2 separate regions of the Mus musculus genome follow, and region 2 is linked to region 1. A link is a contact called in ENCODE Hi-C data. All regions are on one chromosome and are shown on one strand. The core of a region is the stretch at or near the end of the contact, and the rest is flanking DNA. Distances in the headings are between cores, read along the strand shown. Region 1 holds the start of Nkx6-1 (NK6 homeobox 1). Region 2 holds the start of Barhl2 (BarH like homeobox 2).

Region 1 (2,933 bases), core at 224-2,723:
GGAGGCCTTTTCCCGCTTTCCATCCATCTGACCCAGAGCTGGCCAGGTTCAAGAACAGCCCAGACAGAAGCTCGCTTGCTGCGCTGTGTTCTGTCCAGACGCATTCTCGTTGGTGGAGCCCAGGCCTGCATGAGCCTCGGCGAGCCCAGGAAAGCGCGAGTCCCTCGCTCGCCTGCAGGGGCCCAGCCAACGGCGTGCTGTCCCGGAACTTCCAAACTAGTGTGGCGGCCAGGAGACTGACCGCCCGCAGGGGCACTGTGTGCTTCACGACCCGAGAGCAGACTTAGAAGGCAGGGACCCACCCTCCCCTCCCATAGTACTCACGGGGGGTACAGGCAAGGCGCGCGTCCCTCCACGGCGGACTCTGCATCACTCCGGGCCAGAAGATGGGCGTCCGACCGGGCAGCTCGGCCAGGGGCTTGGGGTACCGGCCCACGGCGGCCACAGCCGCGGCGCTGGGGCTAAAGTAGAGCCCGGGCGGCGGTGGCGGAGGGCTCAGGCTGCTGAAGCGGGGCAGGCCGGCCAGCAGCCCAGCGGGCGACGAGGCGGCAGCGGCGGCAGCAGCAGCGGCGGCGGCGGCCGCCGCAGAGGCCGAGGTGGCGGAGGCGGACGAGGAGGAGGAGGAGGAAGACCCGGAGGGCGAGGCGGAGGGCAGGGCGGCCCCCGAGGCCACCGGCATAGAGGGCCGGCTCAGGATGTCGTTGATGCCGTGTGGGGTGGCCGCCGAAAGCTGCTGCGGGGGACTGCCCAGGGACGAGAGGCCCCCCGCGGCCGGGGGCTTCAAGCCGCCCGGGTTATGTGAGCCCAAAGGTGGGGAGGGCGACGAGGACGAGGAGGACGAGGACGAGGAGGAGGGGGGCCCGGTGGGCAGCGGGGGATAAGCGGCGGGGTAGAGCGGGGTCTTCATCTCGGCCATACTGTGCAGGGCGGCCAGGGGCGGGCTGCTGAGCAGGAACGCGCTCTGCCGAGGGCCCTCCATCGCCCCCACAGCTAACATCCCACAGCCAGACCCGAACCCGCAGCCACGCAGGTCGGTGGCCCCGCCGGGGCTCGGGAGAACCCGAGGTGCCGGGGGCGCGCGCAAGCGAAGTGTGGATCGGCCGCGGGCTCCGGGAGCTGCGCAGCAAAAATGTCCAAACGCCCCGCGGGAGGCGGCAGGGGCGAGGGCTGCGGGGGCGCGGGCGGGCTCAGCGCTTCCTCGGCTTCGGGAGTCCCGGATTCGATCCCAGGCGCTGGTCCCTCGTTCCCGGCTCAGAGCGCTCTGCTTCTCATCTTCTCCACCCCCGCGGGAAATCAGCAAGACGTACCCCGCAGCCGACCCAGAGAGTTTGCAACAAGGTTGGGAGGCGCGGAGCGTTCGCTTTGATGTAGGAGGGCGGGGGCCGGCTCGCTCGCCTGGGGGAGCTTCAAAGCGGGCGGCGTTCCGCCCGGTGCGCGCCTCTGATCTCGCTCGGACGCTCCGCTCTCCCGGCGGCCGCGCTGCTGAGTCGCACTCACCGCTCGCCCGGGGGACAGAGCACAAACGGCCGGCGCGGGTATCGCGCCCGCCACTGCCTCGGGCCCGGCGTTACTGCGCCAGAAAGGGCAGTCAGTGACACCGCTCCGGCGGCTGGGGACTTGGTGCGCCCACGAGCCTACTTCCCCTCCGAGCCACGCGGCGCCGGACTAGCCGGATCGAAAAGGATAAAAGAAAATAAACCTAAGTATGGAAAAAGTCTGACGGGCCGGTTCCGATCGTCCGTCCTCTTCTGCAAGCCGGCCGGGAGACCCCCCCCCGTCCCACCCCCTGGCGCCCTCTCTTCCTCTCACTCTCCGCCTTTCTCTTGCCTCTCTGGCATTTCTCCTTGGCTTTCCAGGCTTGGCTCTTCCAAGCCCTGTCCTCTGGCCAAACTGACCCTCTCGGCGGCTCTTCCCTTCTCTCCTCTCTCCCTCTGGGCCTGACAGTTCGGATGAAGCTCTCAAAGGTAATAAAATATTTGCACCCCTCCCTGCCTCTCTTTAGCTGGGGGACGCAAGGGAGGGGAGGTGGGGGGCCAAAATGAGAACTTTCGAGGACGTCATTCCGGGGCGGCTCGGCGGGGCGGGACTGAGGAGCGGGGCCCGGGTCCTGGGCGTAAACACCGCCTCCAATAGCGCTCAGCTTGGGCAAGGCGTCGCTCCTAGAACACGCCCACCTGGGAGCGCCACACCTTTTGATTGGCTGAGACTAGGGAGCCATAAGGACGCGCCCTCCTAGTCCCCGCCCCAGCTTCACTTGGGCGGAGCCAAGAGGGGAGGGGCCTGGCGAAAAGAGTGGTTCCAGTCTAGAGCCAGCGGCCGGCTCAACTAATCGTGCAAAATAAAATGGAAAGGAGAAGGAGGGAGCAGGGACGAAGAGGGCATTACTTTTTAAAGAGAGGAATAATGAAAATCCAGCCCTTCTATGGAAAAGCAGTTTAAGTGCGGCTCTTCCGCCCACGCCAGCTCGCGTCATCCTCCCCCAGCTCGCGCGCGGCGCCCACCTCCAACGGTGTCTGGACCCTTGCGAAAAGGGAGCTAATGGAGCAGGCAGGAGGCATATCCCAGGCCGACTTCCTTCTTTTGAAGGGATTAATTAAAGGCCCTCTGGGCTCTTCCAGAATCGTGTAAATTGATTTGTTGTTCCTTAAGCCCGTAGATGTTTTTAAACCCCTCGCAGGCCTAAGGGTCACCCTTCACCATCTTTCCGTCTCCTGCTCTTTTCTGTTCTTTCTCCGTTCTTGTCTTCGCTCTCCCACTCCCTAGATCATTATCACTTATGAGGGGGCTCAGTACTCTGGGGATGAAATCAGCTTAATGAGAATATTTATCTCCTGCGTGGTGTCTAAACCTAACAGAAATGAGATAATTATTTTTTTAAAATCCTCCCTCTATTATTATTAGTTGGATTTATGAGGCAGGATCACTAAAATTCA
Region 2 (2,933 bases), core at 231-2,730, 4.8 Mb after region 1:
CGGTGAGAAGGGTGTTCTTAAAAAACAGGCTATGATTTGTTTTCTGTATTAATCATCAATTAGTAAAAATGAATTGCTCCTGTAATAATGTTGGAAATTTTTCTAACATTAAATCAGACAATTCCTGTGACGGCATTTAGAAAACATGGAGGGGGCATTTGGAAAATACTGGGGTGGTATTGCATTCAAAAATAAACATCAAGTTGTGATCACAGACCTAGACAACCACAACTGGCTACCAGCTTCTCTCCACCCCTTCCCACTCCCATTCCCAAGGTCTCAGCTAAAAGAAGAAAAAAAAAAAATCCCAAGTAAGCCTCTGTTTTCAACGAAAAGTGTCTCCCATCCTATCTCTTCAGTTACCACCTTCCTCCAGCACATTTAAAATTAAGTAAAACAAAGAACGGAGCCGGATGGCCGCAAAGGTTGTGGGGCAGAAATGTAACCAACAGAACTTAAGGTGCGTCGCTAAATCGCACGCCTAGGCCCCTCTCCTTCGGCGGTCACTCAAGTGACCCGGGCAGCTCCGGCGCAACTCACCGTGGCATTTGATGTCGCTCTGGGGGTCTTCTCTCTTGTCCAGCTTGGTTTTGCCGTCCTCCTGCTCAAGCTTTGGCCTGAAGCTCTCGTGTGCCGCGTTGCTCTCCTGCTTCGGGGTGTGATGAGGAGAAGAAACGCTGGTGCTGTAGGGTGCACAAGCCGCCAGGGGTTTGCTGTCTCCCAAGATGTCCTTAATTAAAAAGGAAGAGGTGGAAGTCCTGGGGGCCGCGGCGGCCGAGCCCAGCTGCTGGGCTGCTGACTGCGGCTGCGGCGGCGGTTGCTGTTGGGGCGAAGGCTGCAAACTTTGCGCGGGGACCGCGGATGGTGGCGGCGGCTGTTGGCTGTGGTGGAGGTGATGGTGATGCTGGGGTCCGTCTGTCACAAGATGCGGCTCCGGGGGTTCCAGGGTGACCGAGATCGGTGAAGAGGGCGCCGTTCCCACGGTATCAATCTCCGAACAGGGTGACGGGGTGGCCTGGCTCCTAAAATCCGTTGTCCTCGCTTCACCGAGCGATCGGAAATCCCCGTTCATCATGCCGGGGCTCCCGGAACCGGCACCGGACAAAATAGTGTCTATTCCAAAACTCGACCCGCTGGCCCCTTCCATTGCTGTCATTTCTACATGAGGTCCACGCTACTCCGCGGATCAGCCGCCGCCGGGACCAAGCAAGGGAAACTACCGATCGTAAAACAAAATAGACACTAAAAAGCGTTGACACTGCTTTAAAAAAAAAAAAAAGTGGGGAGGGAATGAAGGATAATGGGAGGTGACAATTGGTGGGCACTTTCGACTCAACTTTTCCCCCTTATACAAAAAGTAAAGAGAAAAAAATTTGAGGGGAAAGCCCCCAAATGCCACAAGCGGGAAGGTGTGCTCCGCTCCGCTGGACCACCGCGCACGTGGGCGGTGGCAGCGGAGAGCAGCACCGAGACTAAGATGCTGGCCGCTGGAGCAACCCCGCCGCCGCCACCTGCACCGCCACCGCCGCCGCCTGGGTCTGCCCACTGCCCGATCCCGGGCGGCGGCGGCGGCGGCCGGAGCAGGTGCAGCGACCGCTAAGGCCGGGCGGTCCCGGAGGTGACCGCCGTGCGTGACCCGGCAGTCCCGGAGCCGAGTTTCTGAACTTTGTTGGAAAGTTGCGGAGCGAACGCGGCCGCCGCCGCCCCGGGAGGAGGAGAAGCAGCGAAGGAGCAAGCGCGGGCGCAGGAGACCGCGGACAGGCGGCGCCCGGCGACTCCCGCCGCTGCCCCGCGCGTTGGCTTGTCATCCGCGGGCTCGCGGGCGGCGCCGACCCCCTCCCGTGACGTCACGGCCCCCGCCGCCGCTCCCCGCCCGCGCCCCCGCCGCCCGGGCCCCGCGCCCCATTGGCCGCTGCGCGCCAGCCAGCGACGCCGGCGTGCCGGGAGCCAATGGGCGCGCTCCTGGCCAGCCCGTCAGCAGCGCGCCTCGAACCCCGCTGCTCTTTTGAGAACCGAACCTCGGTGCGCCCGCAGCCCTGAGCCCAACGCCTACTCCAGGGGTCCAAGTGGTACCCACTGTAACGAGTACCCGGCCAGGGAGATGGGGAGAGACCAGAAGGGCACTGGAGAAGGGAGCCCCCGGGCGGGAAGCGGGGAAGCAGTACGGATCGTTAGATGTGCCCGTGCTAAGTCAGATTGGAGGGTGAGTGGAGAGGCCGCGAAGGGCAAAAGGATCCTGCGGCTCCCGGTGGCCTGCAGCGCAGCCCCGCTCGCACGGTTCCCAAGCACGCTTGAGCAGAGCGGAAACACGAGGAGCAGGGGATAGAGGTGCTGAGGGACCCCACGGGGAAGTGTGTGACACCAGAGCCAGAGCTCCGCGTGGGCCTGCAACGTCTGAGCTCTACTCTCCCCACAGGAGCCGGTGCGCTCCAGCTCGGTCCAACCGGGTAGCAGATCCAGGAGAGGCACTGAGCTGGGGGGCTACATCTTTGACCCCCCTGTCGGGAAGGATCGGGCCTTTGGCTCCAAATCCCGCTTTGTCTCCAGTCAGAGCCTGTGCTGGAAGAAATGCCGGGCCAAGCACTTTCTCCCGAACCGGGAAAAACCCCGGGCGAGGCGTTCTCCAGCGGCGCGGGCAGCTGTGGTTCCCTGCGGCATCAGGCTGCTGTGGGGCCGCGGGAACTGGGTGGCTGGTCCGCAGCCTGAGCTCCCGCAGCTCCTCCCTCCAATGCTTCCATCCCCTCCCCACTGTGGCAGGCCTTGGTTTTGGAAAGGAAACAGTCACCGCCGATCCATTTGGGACCTGGAACGCGACTGTGACGCCGCCTTGTCGGAGGGTATCAACTTGCATTCTTTCTTCAGGACGTCTCCAACCTGTCTCTTGTTGAATGTCAGAGTAATGGGAAGCGCCAGTGACAAGCCGGCGTATTACT

What was found. A loop is a pair of places that touch in the nucleus more often than their neighbours do.
Region 2: a loop to region 1 is called in a map of left cerebral cortex, with 13 times the contacts of the local background. The contact joins the promoter of Barhl2 here to the promoter of Nkx6-1 in region 1. A Hi-C loop is called at or near these places in 6 of 37 maps with a recorded cell type or tissue (ES-E14, T-helper 1 cell and left cerebral cortex).

The regions. Positions count from the first base shown.
Region 1 is chr5:101,663,238-101,666,170 of GRCm38, forward strand. Nkx6-1 (NK6 homeobox 1) reads right to left here and starts at 1,474. Exons shown (of 3, transcript NM_144955.2): 1 at 325-1,474. The coding sequence starts at 997.
Region 2 is chr5:106,456,686-106,459,618 of GRCm38, forward strand. Barhl2 (BarH like homeobox 2) reads right to left here and starts at 1,481. Exons shown (of 3, transcript NM_001005477.1): 1 at 541-1,481. The coding sequence starts at 1,156. It overlaps Gm33151 (a long non-coding RNA gene), which reads left to right and starts at 1,907. Exons shown (of 2, transcript XR_389476.3): 1 at 1,907-2,203; 2 at 2,758-2,933.